Linked DNA regions of Homo sapiens: region 1 is linked to region 2. Evidence: chromatin loops called from intact Hi-C (ENCODE). Cell type or tissue: GM12878. All regions are shown on one strand. Region 1 holds the start of LOC124903806 (small nucleolar RNA U13). Region 2 holds the start of VPS35 (VPS35 retromer complex component).

Region 1 (8,000 bases), 430 kb after region 2:
CTTTTAGTTCTAAATTTTTCACTTAAAAAATTAGTTTATTTCTCTGCTGAGTCCTATTTTCCTACTCTTTGAGAGTGTTTACTGCTATCTCATGAAGCATGGTTCTATCACTGCTTTAGAATTTTTGATAATTCTGGCTGGGCAGGGTGGCTAATACCTGTAATCCTAGCAGTTTGGAAGGCTGAGGCAGGAGGATCACTTGAGCTCAGGAGTTTGAGAACAGCCTAGGCAACATTGTGAGATCCTATTTCTATTAAAAACATTTTTTTAAATTAAAAAAAGATTTTTGGATAGTTCTTAATATTTGGGTTAGGGTTGGGATCTATTGGTTGTCTTTCATTAAAAATTAACCAGATTTTCCTAGTTCTCTGTATGTGATTTTTCATTGTATCTTGGACATTTTAAATATTATGCTGTGTGACTTGGATCCTGTTAAAAAATCCCTGGAGAATGTCGTTTTTTGTTATTTGTTTTGGTTCTGCAGACAATCAACTAAGTTGTGTTCGCACTGCAAATTCTGTCTCTCTTTGTTTGGGTGGTGGTCCCAATGTTCAAAGACTTTGCTGTGCTGGGTAGGCTTGCCCAGTGTGTGACACACTCAGGGACTCAGAGGTGGTTTATACTGTAACATGGTTCCCAACACTGCTGCCACGTTTCCCTGGATCTGTTCCACACACAGGCACCTCAGAAAGAAAGCCTGCATTAGTGCTTCCCTGCTCTAGTTCTCTCCTCTCCAAGACTTCTTCATATTCTCCAGATGACAACATGGTCTCCTCTATCTAGTTCCTCTGGCCAGAAAGACAAGTTTTCCTTAGAATTTTAGTCTCCCAACCTGTTGTGAGTTCTGATTAAGAGAGAAAAAAGCCGGGATTCCCTCCATACTCTCCAAACATCACCATTTATATATACCCTTTACAAATCTACTGACAAATCATTATTTATAATATTCTCTTATGATAGTCTAAAACATTTGTTAAAATTTCAAATATGCAAAAACAGACAAAAATATCTGTGTACCCAGCTTCCAACTTCAACAATTATAACCTAGCCAATCTTATTTTATTTGTCTCTCCTAACTTCTACCTCTTACATACTAGAGACAAATCTCAGACATTAAATCATTGCATCTGTAAACATTTCTGTATCACTAAAGCCACTTAAAAAATAACCTTTATCCTATTATCAAACCAAACAAATAAATAACTTAATATTAAATACCAGTGTTCAAACTTCTGTCATCAGTTCCCTCCATTTATAGTTTGTTTCAATCAGTAAGTTCACTTGACTTTTATATCTCTTTTAATCTATAGGTTCTTGTTTTTTCTTTTTCCCCCATTGTCATTTATTTATGAAAGAAACAGTTTCTTTCCTTTTTTGTTTGGCAGATCTACTTTCTACTTGGTTTGTTTCATAATAGTTTTAAATCCTTGCTGTAGTTGATTTATAACTTTTCCATTTCTAATATTATTTATGTTTTTTTCTTTTTCTTTTTTTTTTTTTGAGATGGAGTCTTGCACTGTTGCCCAGGCTGGAGTGCAGTGGCGTGATCTCAGCTCACTGCAAGCTCCGCCTCCTGGGTTCACGCCATTCTCCTGCCTCAGCCTCCTGAGTAGCTGGGACTACAGGCGCCCGCCACCACGCCCGGCTAATTTTTTGTACTTTTAGTAGAGATGGGGTTTCACCATGTTAGCCAGGATGGTCTTGATTTCCTGACCTCGTGATCTGCCTGCCTCGGCCTCCCAAAGTGCTGGGATTACAGGCGTGAACCACTGCACCCGGCCTATTTATGTCTTTTTTTTTCTAGATCAATCTTGGCATAAGTCTGCCTGTTGTTACCTTTTACAAAGAGCCGATGTCAGGCCTCACTGATTTATTCTTTTTGTATCTTCGTTTTTTTTTTTAATTTCTGTTTTATGATTGCCCTTTCTTTGGATTTGTTTTTCTTTTAACTTCTTGAGTCTTAACTTATTAAATTTCAGTCTTTTTTCTCAAAGTACTGTTTTAGCTGTACCGCAGTTTTTTTAAATGTAGTATTTTCATTAATGCATTTTAAATGTATTCAAATTTCCATACTGATTTCTTCTGTGACTTACAAATTACTAAGTAGTATATTATTATATTTCCAAACATATGGAGTTTTAAAGTAATCTTTGGTTGCTGATTTCTGGTTTAATTGCATTTCTGTCACATGATGCTCTGCATATATGTTCAGACTTCCTTTGTTAGCTGAGCACGTGTATCTGTTTTGATGAATGTTTTATGAATGCTAGTAGAGAATGCCTATTTTCTGGATGTTGGGAGCAAGATACTGTGTCCATTAAGCACATACTGTGTAATTTAAATCTTTTGAGCCATATTAACTTTTTGTATGCTTGAACTGTTAATTACTAAGAAGTAAAAAAAAATTACCAACTATGTTATGGATCTGTCAATTTTCCTTGACAATCAACAACCTGTTTTGTGCATTTTAAGGCTATATTAATACCTGAGATTTATCTAGTGAGATAGAGACATTCTTGATTTGTTTTAATAGTTACATCAGCTCTTTTTTGACATTTGTCTGTTATTTCTTTCCTAGTTTTGTATTTTCAAATTTTCCTGTAATTATCCCATAAACAAGATATATTTGGATTTTAACTGTAGCATTTAATTCATTTATTACTTTGCAGAGAAACATCTTAATTTTGTCCTCATTCTTTTATTTTTTACTTTTATGGGTATATAATAGCTATATGTATTTATAGGGTACATGAGCTATCATGATATAGGTATACAGTGCATAATAATTACATTAGGATAAATGGGGGATCCATCATCTCAAGCATTTATCATGTGTTACAAATAACCCAATTATGCTTATTTTAAACTGTACAATAAATTGTTGACTGTAGTCACTGTGTTGTGCTATCAAATACCAGATATTAATTCTATCTAATTATACTTTTGTACCCATTAATCATCCCCACATCCTGGCCACTGCCTTCATTCTTAAATGACAATGAACACTCTTAACACTATGAAGACATTATTCTATTGTCTTCAGGCTTCTATTTTGCTATTGATAATTCTGGTGTCAATCTTAATAGCATCCTTTTGTAGACTATTTTCTCTATTGTTTAATAACTTTTCTCCTTGTCTGTGGGGTACAATGTCAGTGTCACTTAAATTTTTTTTTCCTGCTTGGGAGTCACCCTGTGTCATGCTTTTCATTAGTTCTTGAAATTTTTTTTTTCTTTTTTTTCCTTTTCATGTCAGATAGGCAATGTGCCGACATGGTAACAAGGCTGGAGGGAGGCGCACGTCACATGTGTGCGTCAACATCCGGGCATCAGACTTACACACTACAGAGTATCAGTTATGGAAAATCCCAATAAACTGCCACCTCTTCCAGCGATACACTCTGGGTAATTTCCTCAGACACATCTTTTAATAGCCATACTTTTAACTTATAGACCTCCTATTTGGTTATTTTAAAAATGGACGTGGTCATTTTTCTTTCTCATCTCTGTTTCCTTCTTGTAGGATACGTGAAACACTCAAATTCTTGGGGATCTAAGGAACTCCTTCCTGTGTGTTATGTCGGTGAACTCGTACCCATGGTGGGCTGTGAGCATAGGGGTTTTAGAATCTGCGGGCTGTGAGCTGACCTGCAGCAGTGTTTTATCCATGCCAACCCTGCAGCTTTCTTGGTGACTTTTAGATTTATTTTTGCCAGGTGACTCAAAGGTTTAATGCACCCAGGACCATTCTGTCAGTCTTTGGACTTCATGACTCCTGGGTTGAGCAGGGAATGTAAATTCATTTCTCAAACCCTAATAAAGGCAGGGTTTCTAAGTATAAAGCTAGGGGGGACCCCAGCCTCACCTCCAACCCCACCCTGAGACTAAACCCAGAAAAACAAGCTTCTTTGTCATCAGCATGTGGTAGTGAAACATTTTTTCTAATCTATGCTTTCATGTGAGTTGCCTCCCTTTGAGGGCTCCAGCTTCATGTGAGTCTCACAAAGGCCATGTGAACCCCAGGACTCTTCTTTTCTCAGTATGGGAATTAAAAGGAAGCTCCCAGTATGTCTACCCCTGTGCAGTAACAGGTTATAAAAGTCAGCCAGGGGCATCTGTAACATCAATTTCAGTTTATTAATCTACAGTTCTCTCTCTTCATTTCTCATCCATAAGCATTACCCTCTTTTTCTCCTTCCTGGAGCTTACACATATGCTTTTAAAATAATTATTTGTCATATTTTACCCAATGTTTCCATGTGTCTTCTAGCAGATGGGTTTTCAGGTTACCTTATCTATCATATTACCCAATCTTTAAATCTGATTTTCATGATTCTTGAGAGGTATGTTTTCCCACCCTCACTCTCTCCTCTTTTCCCTCTTTTTACATAATACGCATTAAATATAATTTTAACTCTGTTGATATTCCTAGAAGTATACATTAAATGCAAAAGTATCCAATCTCAATCTGTCAGAGTTATTTAAAAACATCCTTCCCTGCAGTTCTTTCCAATAAAAGCACCCCATGAGTAGCAGAGGATGGCAGGGTAAGAACAGACTCGACACATTTGGGTTTTCGCTTTTAGATTGCTACGACCAACTCTGTAACTTTTGAGAACACATTTTCACCTCTTGTAGCCTATTTTCTTCCTCATAAAGCTGTTAATGAATCTATAATCATACTGATCAGTATGCACACTCACCAATTGGGAACTGACAGGTCTTAAGAATCTTAATCTTTTATAATTGAGAATCTTAATATATATGTAATATTCCTGAAGAATTTCAGAAATTTCAGTTTATTTAACTATAATAATGCTGGGATCTTAGTAGATGCCAATAAAGTAAGTGAAATAAAATACATTTTAAAAAGTTGCAGTATCAGTTTATGTAGTCAATAAATATTTACACAAACCAAAATTACACATTTTGCAAATCATGCCTTATCATGATGTTCTTCTCTGAAGCGACTCAATACATAATAATACCTTAGCTTTTGGAGTGGCTTTAATGGTCCAGATGCAATCAACGGCTTGGCCTGGTTTTGTTTTCTCCTCTTGTTCTACCTGACTAGAGCGCACTATTCCATCAGCTCCCGAGAGCTCGAACTGACAATCTGGAAGGAATACATGAAAGGTGTTCAAAGGAACATAAGACTAATCAAAAATGCCAAGAGGAACAAGTGGTAATATACTAAACCTGGAATGGGATTTAAAATACCTCCTAGGTAAGTAAAGTCTGGATCTGTAACAGAAAAAAGAAGAAAGTCATTGGTACTGAGATAGTTACTTTAATCCTCGATGTCTTACATTACATCTAACGTTCCATTTCATAGCAAGGTAAGAGAAGCTTTCATTGGTGAAAACTACATATCATTGGTCATTTAGGAGCTCGCTTACAGGATTGACATTTATTTAATCACGTTTATATTTTTGATTCCATAGTGAATAATTTATTTATGCTACTTGCAAACTCACATCAACTGTCAGAGTTGAACAGGTAAACGGAACATCACATATACAATATACCAGAATATTATTTGGCCTTAAAAAGGAATGAAGTTCCTTTCTGCTGAATCATATTACAATTTGTCTTCTAAACTTCGGCTTAAATGGATGGTGGTAATAGTTGCATAATACTGTGAATGTACTTAACGCCACTGAATTACACACTTAAAAATGGTTAAAGAGAGCTAGGCATGGTGGCTCATGCCTGTAGTGCCAGCTACTTGGGAAGCTGACCTGGGAGGATCTTTTGAGCCCAGGAGGTTGAGGCTGCAGACAGCAGAGACAGCACTATTGCCCTTCAGCCTAGGTGACAAAATGAGTCTTAAAAAAAAAAAGGTTAAAGGGTAAATTTTGTTATGTATATTTTTTACCACAATAAAAATAAAGTTTTAGAAATTATAAACACAGGTATCTTTAAAAAATTATTTTAAAGTTCAGATAGAACCTGTGTATATACCTAACAGCCAGAATAAAAAAAATTGCTGGGTTGTCTAAAATGTCTCAGATTTCTGGAAAATCTATTTATTTTTGTTTATTTTTGAGATGGAGTTTCACACTGTTGCCCAGGCAGGAGTACAGTGGCACAATCTCGGCTCACTGCAACCTCTGCTTCCCGGGTTCAAGCAATTCTCCTGCCTCAGCCTCCCGAGTAGCTGGGATTACAGGTGTCTGCCACCACGCTCAGCTAATTTTTTATATTTTTAGTAGAGGCAGAATTTCACTATGTTGGTCAGGCTGGTCTCAAACTCCCAACCTTGTGATCTGCCTGCCTCGGCCTTCCAAAGTGCTGGAATTACAGGCATGAGCCACTGCACCCGGACTGGAAAATCTATTTCAATACGCAATTTAATTGTGTACAACTAGAGACTCAATTCCTGTTAAAACTGTTGTTTTTAATTCCAGATACTTTAGGAAGTTATCAAATTACATATTTTAAAAAGTGGAAAAAAATTATTAGCTTATGTAGAATATATCTCAGCAACTTTTTTTTTTAACTTTATAAACAAAACTCATCCTTGCTGAAAGAGGACAATAGACACTTCTGCTCTTTTGCAGAGAAATGTCAAAGTGAAATTTAAATCTTAAACGGCATGGCGGAGGGGAATCACAGGAACTGTCTGGCAGATTAATCAGAACTATTTCATATGTATTCCAGAAATCTAGGATATTGTCATTATTGCATTAAAATGTCCATAATTATCTCAGTTATGTCCAGGAACTAACAACCCATTAAGAGCCTCTCCCTCAGTAGAGAATTTCATTAAAAAAAATGAACTTCTCACCATTGTTAATAGGTTTCTTCCAGATTTACCACCTCCTAGACAAAATTTATTTTATTAACATGACTTGAAATAACATCAGACAGACATATTTAGCTAATTATGCATTGCCTATTTATTTTGACATGTGTTGGTTTTCTCTTTTAGTGATAAAATTGTGGACTCCTCATCCACATTTTAATAAGGCTTTTCTCCAATGTGACCTCATCCACATTATAAAGGCAACATGATAGAGTAGGAAGTATTGCCTAGTGAAATGCAATCTAGTCCTGGATTTGCCATTCTATGAACCAAGAAAATCACTTAATCTGACTCAGTTTCCTCATCTGTAAAATAAAATATTACATAATCCTCCTGACATTAGTCATTAGCACAAAATTAAACATAATGTCTATCAAAACTGTGAAGCACTATAAAATGCAAATGAAAGGTGATAAACTCTAGAAATCCTAAGCATTTTATTATACTTTGTCTATATTTTAACTATAGGCCATTTAAAGTTGCTCTCATGATCTATAACATGAATAGAGGAAAAAGAGCTACTTGACTCCAAAGTAAGTATCTTTACATATGAAGTTGGCTGACTTTGTCTTTAAATATTTAAAAACATTATTCAAATAAGAGTATTCTTTGGATGTCTTTTTCTGTCAAGTAGTCTAAACTTATGTGCAGCCACCATCTATTCTAACAGTATCTTCATGACACTAATGTTTCAATTACTTCAGTTAGTTGATTTAGTTAATAAAAATAAAATAGCTGACCAATTTAATCCAATCAGTCATTTTGATATAAACTATTGGTTCTCAAACTCCTGTGGACTATTTCACAAGGCAGGATATCCTGTCTTTCTTTCTTTTCCCTGCCACTGTGAAAAAACAGCTTACTAGCTACTAGTTTTTTTTTTTTTTCTGACAGATTCTTGCTCTGTTGCCCAGGCTGGAGTACAGTGGTGTAATATTGGCTCTCTGCAACCTCCACCTCCCAGGTTCAAGCGATTCTCCTGCCTCAGCCTCCTGAGTGGGTGGGATTACAGACGTGCACCACCACGCCCAGCTAACTGTCGTATTTTTAGTAGAGACGGGGTTTTGCCATGTTGGCCAGGCTGATCTCAAACTCCTGACCTCATGTGATCCACCCACCTCAGCCTCCCAAAGTGCTGGGATTACAGGTGTAAGCCACCACATCTGGCTGCTACTATTTTTTAATTGTGGTAA
Region 2 (8,000 bases):
CACTTATGTTAGAAACCTATTGTGGTTCAACCTCCCTGCTTATATGCTGTAGATGTAATCTGACAGTACAATGTAAACCAAATGTAACGCTCATTTCTTCAAACAAAGGTACAGAATATCACGTTAATGAAAGAACTATTTTAAAAATGATGACATGGCATACATTGACAACTGAAGTAGAGAGAAATAAGGATGATGAGGGCATGACAACTTCAAAATATAATTTGAACACCAAACGGCTCTAACTTCATTTCCAATACATATCCCCAAGAATCCTCTGATGGAGCACACTGAACGTTTTGGCTTCATCTATTAGCAATACCTTTTCTTTCCACCTGGAGAATTTCTTTCCACCCTCTTTATAGTCTCAGTTCACGTTACTTCCTGTAGTCCTTCCCAAAATCCCCAGGCAAAACTATCCCTCCATGACCCCAAAGCACTGAGTTGACAATGTTAGTAAAGCAATCCACACACTGTATTACAGTTAAGTTCTACAAGCGTGTCTCCCCCAGTAGCCTCTTAAGTTCGACATTGGTACCCAGGGCCACAGTCCGTGACACTGAAGGCACACAAGATGTTTGATGAATTGAAGTGGATTCTGGAATTTTAGGGCTGGGAAGGGCCAAAGGGGCCGCCAACACTTGCTTTCGGATGCAAAAGTGCGACACCAAGAAGACTAAGCGAGCTGCCTAAATTATAGACAGTGACTGTGAAAGAACGAATACTCAAGTTTCCTTTCCCAATAAAATTCATGAGGACAAGACTGTGTGTCTGGCTGATTGCTCCCAACTGGTTCACCCAACAAAGAATCGGAGTGTGTAATACATCCTCAATTAAGTGTTTTCCATTACAAAACAATATAAATGTCAATCCATAAACGCTGGAAACACACAAATCCTAAAGTTAAATTTTGCGCCGGTCTTGTATCAATTCCCAATTATAAAAATCCTGAGAAACAGGCAAAATCACCTTGTACGGCAACACGTTATATGAAAATAGTATTTGTAAAACACTTAATCCTTTCTGGCATTAAGACATTTAAAGTGAAATCTGTTTCCAGGCTTACAGATTTACAGAAGCCTATCTACACAGAGTGAGTAAGGTAATTAAAGCGGACATACAGTATATACTCAAAAAATTTATTTACACAGTGCAGGCTATGTTAAACGCTAATAAAATGCAAGTGACAACTTGCCTTTGTGGGAACCAGACACAAAGATTCACATTTTGAGGAAGTTCAAGTTTACCGGCCAACAGCCACACCACGATTTGCTGCCGTCATAGACGGGCCCTAAGGAGAAGTACTGCTTCCAGCAAGTCAAATACTTGGATTTTATCAATGGCGAGACAAAAGAGGCAAGGTGCGCCCAATGCACAAATGCTAAAGTAAACAATCAGTCTCCTTTGCGACCGTCAGGATTAGAAGACAGCCTGAGTCCTTCCAGGAAATTCATGTAAGCAGGTCCCCAGAACTCGCTGACAAACACTGCAGCCGAAGGCGGGTATGAGGCCAAGAAAGGCCAAGGAATCACTGCGACCCCTCCAGGAGGGCGTGGGGACGGCCGAGCACAACTAGGCACAAAGGTAGAAACGCAACATCTGGGCGGGTCCCGGCGCCACCTCCGAGTCTCAGGGCCTCCACGCGCCCCGGGGGCCAGACGCTCAGACCTAGGACTACCGGTCCCCTCGTGGTAGGCAGGTGACCGATTCCACTTAAAGGAGGCCGCAGGCCTTCATGGACCCCAAAGCCTACATGCCAAGTCAACCCCACAGAGAGGCCGCCCCGTCTCTCAGCAACGGCCGCAGCCAAGAGCCGCCGCCCACCCCGGCCCGGATCAGCCTGCCCGCGGCCTTCCTCCTGCTGTCCCCTATCCCGCAGGCCAAATCGGGCTGGTCTTAATCCCGAACGGTCTGTGGGGCCCCTTCTCCACTCGCTGGAGTGCGGGGCGGTGGGAGAGAGCAGGGGCTACAAGGAGGGTCGACCCAGGTGCCACTGCCCCCTCAGCACTCACCATGGCGACTCCCCAGAGCCTGCAGCAAGCAGCACCCGCCCCGCGCGTAGCCTCCCGCGGTCATGTGACGCTGCGGCCCCTCCAAGCCCCGCCCTCTCTAGCCCCGCCCCCGGGCCCTACAGGCGGCTCATTGATTGGCCTACTTCTAGGAACCCGAGTCTCGCGTGCTTATTGGCCCTGTCACTTAACGCTAGATGGACGGACCTGAGCGCCAGCCAATCTCACCACAGCGTGCGAGAGTGGGCGGAGCAGTGCAGGGCAGTGGGGATCGCCCGGCGGCAGGCAGGAGACAACAGGAGGGAAAGGCAGTGTGTGATGAGTTTGTCAAGAAGGAATGGAAGGAGGGGGAGCCGACAAGTCCACGTTCACCGCATCTGCGTTGGCGATTGCGCTATTGATGCGCATGCGCAAAAGGAAGACCCTGATTGGTTTGTGGGACGGTCTCAACGTCCTGTCCTAACCAATCCAGATGCGCCGGGGGTGGGGCCTGGCTCTCACTGGCCGGTGCAGCCTTTGCGCGCGGGTTTCGTTGACCCGCGGCGTTCACGGGAATTGTTCGCTTTAGTGCCGGCGCCATGGGGTCGGAGCTGATCGGGCGCCTAGCCCCGCGCCTGGGCCTCGCCGAGCCCGACATGCTGAGGTGAGTTCGGCCGCGCAAGACCAGGGCTGGGCTTCCGCCTCGCGGCCCTGGGCCCTCAGGTGAGGCCCGCGCCCTTCCCAGGCGACGGGCGGCGGGGGAGTGACGGGGAGCGCTGGGGCCGGGCGGGGTTTAGGGCCTACTTCAAGAAAAACTTCTCGGCCGTGAGCTTGAATGAGATGGCAAGAAGGGCGATAGCAAACGGCGATGGCACACGTCCCTGGGAACAGCCAGCCCTGTCCGTGGGTAGAAAAATGAGCCAGGGAGAACTTTCCGTTCATTCCGCCAACGCCTACTGCAGTCGGGTTTATAGCGGGGAACCCGACAACGAGGCGCAGACCCCGCTGTCTGTAAGGGCGAGGACTGTGTAGACCTTAACCGGGCAATGCTCCTGAGCCACTGGGCTTGGGGTGGAGCGCGGCCTAGCGGCTGCCTTTAACACAAAGAAACAAACAAAACTCGGAAAAGCAGGCGCCGTTCCCGCTGAGGCCGGATTGATGGCAGATGCTAGGCGAGGAAAGATATGGCAAGAGCAGCCCAGGCAGGGGCGACAGCTCCTGTAAAAGCGTTGAGATGGGAAGCGGGATCCGGGGTTCGAAATAAAGCCATTGTAGCTAAAACGTGGAGCAGTCAGGCGAGGGAAGGCAAGGAAAACAGCACTTAAAAGATTTGAAGACAAACCTGCAGGACTCGGTAGTCATTTAGAACAGTGGTTCTCAAAATGTGGTTCCTGGACCAGCAACAGCCATATCATCTTGTCACTTGTTAGAAATACAAATTCTTGGGTCCCACCTCAAGCCTGCTGATCAGTAACTCGGCCTGGGACCCAGTAATTTGCAAGTCCCCAAGGTGATTTTCGCCTACCATCAAGTTTAAGAACTACTGATTTAAAGGAAATAGGAGGAAAGGAGGAACCCTGGTCTAACCTGCCTGTCTCTGATAGTTCGTGCTTGTTCCAGTAATGGAAGGAGGAAAGAAGGGTAATTTTTTTGTCAAAATTTAACTTCCTTTTGCCTGAAAGCATTTGAGCACAGTGATGTTTGGAGTCAGTGCTGGTTCTGTCTTCCTCTCACCAGAGGATATGACCTTCATTCCCAGCCCCAGATAAACGAGCCACAGGAGTTAGGCTTAGTGTGAAGCTAACCAGGCTGTATTCATTGTTTACCAACGTGTTGAGCAAACTTCTGAATAAGTTGTAGCGAACACACTGCCCTTTTAACCAGGAAAGCAGAGGAGTACTTGCGCCTGTCCCGGGTGAAGTGTGTCGGCCTCTCCGCACGCACCACGGAGACCAGCAGTGCAGTCATGTGCCTGGACCTTGCAGCTTCCTGGATGAAGTGCCCCTTGGACAGGGTAAGTAGGTCCCACCGAATGTCTGAATAATCCAGTGCAACATTGAAGCTCTTTTAACTTTTGGTTGAACTAAACCCTAGTAAAAACTCTTGTTTTAGAATTGTCCTGGGTATTCTTGTGTGTTATTCTGGAAATACTGTAGAATCATTTTGCATTGGAAAATATTTTTTTGCCATGTTTTCTTTACTCTTCACTGTTTTCCCTGACCACCTCTTTCTCGGCTAGAGGCCATCTTCCACATTGCTGCTAGCATTACCCTCCTTTTAAAGCACGTATTTCCAAACCCCTATGCTTTTCTTCCAATGTCACAGTGTTTGAGAGAACAAGCTTTGGGGTCAGTCAGGAGGAGTTTCATGTTGAGATCAAATCTCCACACTAGCTACCTCTGTTAGCCTCCAGTGTCCTCATCCATAAAGTGAAGATAAAATATCCAATTTCGCTGGATTATTATGAGGATTAAATGTACATAACACCATTAACACAGCACCTGTGTCATAACGATACACTCATTAAATGGTAATACTAAAAACAAAGCTTTGTTGATGACCATCAAACTCTCCAGCCTCTCTTGAATCCTGGCCTCAAGCTGCAGTATTCTCTTAACAGACTCTGCACGTCAATGATTTGTGGCTTTGAAAATGCAATACCTTGTTTTTTTCCTGCAATGCTCTTCTGGCAAACTCCTATTTGTCTTACATGACCTTGCCTTATTGTTACATTGAAACTTTCCTTAAGTCTCCCAGACAGAGCTGGTTTCCCACAGTGGATCCTCCTGTTTCTTTTCCTAGTTTCCTTTTCCTCTTTCTCTCCTGCACACACACACACACACACACACACACTCTCTCTCTCTCTCTCTCTCTCACCACCCCGCCCCCTACTCCACTCCCGCTACTTCTCTCCTTCCTTTTCCCAATAAATTACACGTTAGCACCTTTGTATAAACACAAGTAACCATCTGTGTGTTTCCTGTGGTTTTTTACTGCCTATTTTGACTATATTAATATTGTGTTATAATTTTAAATCATCTGTGCATATGCATGACTGCCTGCCTTTGCATAGTTTGAACTCTTTGAAAGCAGTACTTCCTCAGCCTGACATGATTACCAGTTTTTTGACTAAATGAAGCTAAACCTTTAGGTAGAGTGACTTGCCACAAAATTAATTTTGAAAAGTTATACTGCTTATTAAACAAGTGTTTAAGGGTACTAATATATAGAACTTAAGGTTTTTATGATTTGTGTATGTGTTTTTCCTTTCACAGGCTTATTTAATTAAACTTTCTGGTTTGAACAAGGAGACATATCAGAGCTGTCTTAAATCTTTTGAGTGTTTACTGGGCCTGAATTCAAATATTGGAATAAGAGACCTAGCTGTACAGTTTAGCTGTATAGAAGCAGTGAACATGGCTTCAAAGATACTAAAAAGGTATGGGGCATAGAGAACCTTAATTGAAAATGTATACCAATAGGCCGGGCGTGGTGGCTCACGCCTGTAATCCCAGCACTTTGGGAGGCCAAGTTGGGTGGATCATGTGGTCAGGAGTTCAAGACCAGCCTGGCCAACATGGTGAAACCCCATTTCTACTAAAAATACAAAAATTAGCTGGGCGAGGCGTCATGCACCTGTAATCCCAGCTACTCGGGAGGCTGTGGCAGGAGAATTGCTTGAACCCAGGAGGTGGAGGTTGCAGTAAGCCGAGATTGCACCACTGCACTCCAGCCTGGATGACAGAGCAAGACTCCGTCTTGGGGCGGGGCGGCGGTGGCGGTGGGGGGGACCAGAAAATTTATACTGATAGATACAAATTATCCATTGTCCTGTTCTGGTTAATTTTCAGTCTTAAAAAAAATGACTCGTGTTAAGTGACAGCACACATATCCATTTTAAAAGCTTGTAAGTTCTGGTTGATACTTTCAGTCTCTTTTCAAATAATATTTTCTAACAGATAATTCTGCAATAACTTCTCCTTTAGCTATGAGTCCAGTCTTCCCCAGACACAGCAAGTGGATCTTGACTTATCCAGGCCACTTTTCACTTCTGCTGCACTGCTTTCAGCATGCAAGTAGGTATTTCATTAAACATTCAGAAAAGTTACCAATTTACAAGTGGGTTTTTCATCCCCAAGGAATACTTCTAACTTAGTTGATATCAATTCAGAGCATATTTTCCCCTAGAAATAATATTAGGAATATTGGCCAAGTGACTATATTCCCAGTTTATCCCATAATGTAGCTAACAACTTGGAACTAGTGTTGCCAGAATTCCACTAGCAAATAGCAGCTGTATATATATGCTGGGAATTCTGATTTCAGTCTGCCTTTTGTAAGAGATGATATCTGTCATTAAAACAGTCTTCACATGTGATTTTTCTGCTCATATTTTTTAAAAAGTACTGGTTGGGCCAGGCGTGGTGGCTCCCGCCTGTAATCCCAACACTGGGAGGCAGAGGCAGGAGGACTGCTTGAGGCAAGGAGTTCAAGACTAGCCTAGACAGCATAATAAGACCCCAATCTCTTAAGAAAAAAAAAAAAAATTAGCTGGGTGTCAGCACATGCCTCCAGTCCTGGCTTCTCAGCTACTCGGGAGGCTGAAGCTGAAGGCTCACTGGAGCCTAGGAGTTCTTGGTTATAGTGAGCTATGGTCACGCTACTACACTGCAGCCTAGGCAACACAGCAACACTGTCTCTTTTTTTTTTTTTTTTTTTTTTACATTTTTTTTATTTTTATTTTTATTTTTTTTTTTTTAATTTATTTTTTTTTTGATAATTCTTGGGTGTTTCTCACAGAGGGGGATTTGGCAGGGTCATGGGACAATAGTGGAGGGAAGGTCAGCAGATAAACAAGTGAACAAAGGTCTCTGGTTTTCCTAGGCAGAGGACCCTGCGGCCTTCCGCAGTGTTTGTGTCCCTGATTACTTGAGATTAGGGATTGGTGATGACTCTTAACGAGCATGCTGCCTTCAAGCATCTGTTTAACAAAGCACATCTTGCACCGCCCTTAATCCATTTAACCCTGAGTGGACACAGCACATGTTTCAGAGAGCACAGGGTTGGGGGTAAGGTCACAGATCAACAGGATCCCAAGGCAGAAGAATTTTTCTTAGTGCAGAACAAAATGAAAAGTCTCCCATGTCTACTTCTTTCTACACAGACACGGCAACCATCCGATTTCTCAATCTTTTCCCCACCTTTCCCGCCTTTCTATTCCACAAAGCTGCCATTGTCATCCTGGCCCGTTCTCAATGAGCTGTCGGGCATACCTCCCAGACGGGGTGGTGGCCGGGCAGAGGGGCTCCTCACTTCCCAGTAGGGGCGGCCGGGCAGAGGCGCCCCTCACCTCCCGGACGGGGCGGCTGGCCGGGCGGGGGGGCTGACCCCCCCCACCTCCTTCCTGGACGGGGCGGCTGGCCGGGCGGGGGGCTGACCCCCCCACCTCCCTCCCGGACGGGGCAGCTGGCCGGGCAGAGGGGCTCCTCACTTCCCAGTAGGGGCGGCCGGGGCGGCTGGCCGGGCGGGGGGCTGACCCCCCCACAACACTGTCTCTTAAAAAAAAAACAAAACACTGGCTACAACTGTTCTTCAAGGAATTTATAACATTTTAGTGATAAATTATCACATCTGAATCTTACAATTGTGGGTTATCTATGTGTATGCTGAAATGTTACCTTGGAAATATTAGTAATTGTTGATAATCTTTGTCTAAAGTTATCTTATTTTTATCTTGCCAGAAAACTCCTTAGAAAACAAAATGTAGTTGGCCCTTAAAGAATGGATTTCTCACTACCTACCCACTAATTTTGGTATGCTTGGCTCTATTAGGTACATACCTAGGAGTATTAATTGGCATTTATGGAAAACATCTCTTCAATTCAACAAAAGTATGTGCATATACGGAGGGAGTGCAGCTGATATTGTAGAAAACAGTGAGAATAGTCAACTCTACTTTTGAAACCATATTACGCTGAGTAAGAAAAGGTCTTGACAGGTCTATTCTGAAGA

Evidence for each region. A loop is a pair of places that touch in the nucleus more often than their neighbours do. Peaks named below come from ENCODE experiments on the same cell type or tissue, not always from the same donor. Only the 100,000 strongest peaks of a DNase experiment are listed, where the experiment ranks them.
Region 1: it touches region 2 in a loop (5-fold over the local background); 2 of 110 quality-filtered maps call a loop at or near these places.

The regions. Positions count from the first base shown.
Region 1 is chr16:47,117,670-47,125,669 of GRCh38, forward strand. NETO2 (neuropilin and tolloid like 2) reads right to left here. Exons shown (of 9, transcript NM_018092.5): 5 at 5,199-5,243; 6 at 4,988-5,115. It overlaps LOC124903806 (small nucleolar RNA U13), which reads right to left and starts at 3,352; the gene lies at 3,250-3,352. In GM12878, no CTCF peak of the experiment used is centred here; no DNase peak of the experiment used is centred here.
Region 2 is chr16:46,687,119-46,695,118 of GRCh38, forward strand. It overlaps VPS35 (VPS35 retromer complex component), which reads right to left and starts at 2,060. Exons shown (of 17, transcript NM_018206.6): 1 at 2,013-2,060. The coding sequence starts at 2,015. ORC6 (origin recognition complex subunit 6) reads left to right here and starts at 2,541. Exons shown (of 7, transcript NM_014321.4): 1 at 2,541-2,652; 2 at 3,873-4,002; 3 at 5,264-5,427; 4 at 5,975-6,064. The coding sequence starts at 2,588. RefSeq lists enhancers at 1,531-2,228, 2,229-2,927, 3,165-3,244, 3,295-3,364 and silencers at 1,765-1,814, 1,965-2,204, 2,525-2,824. In GM12878, CTCF peaks have their summits at 1,545 and 3,075; DNase peaks (open chromatin) are centred at 2,293 and 3,069; H3K4me3 peaks cover 5,599 bases; H3K27ac peaks cover 4,020 bases.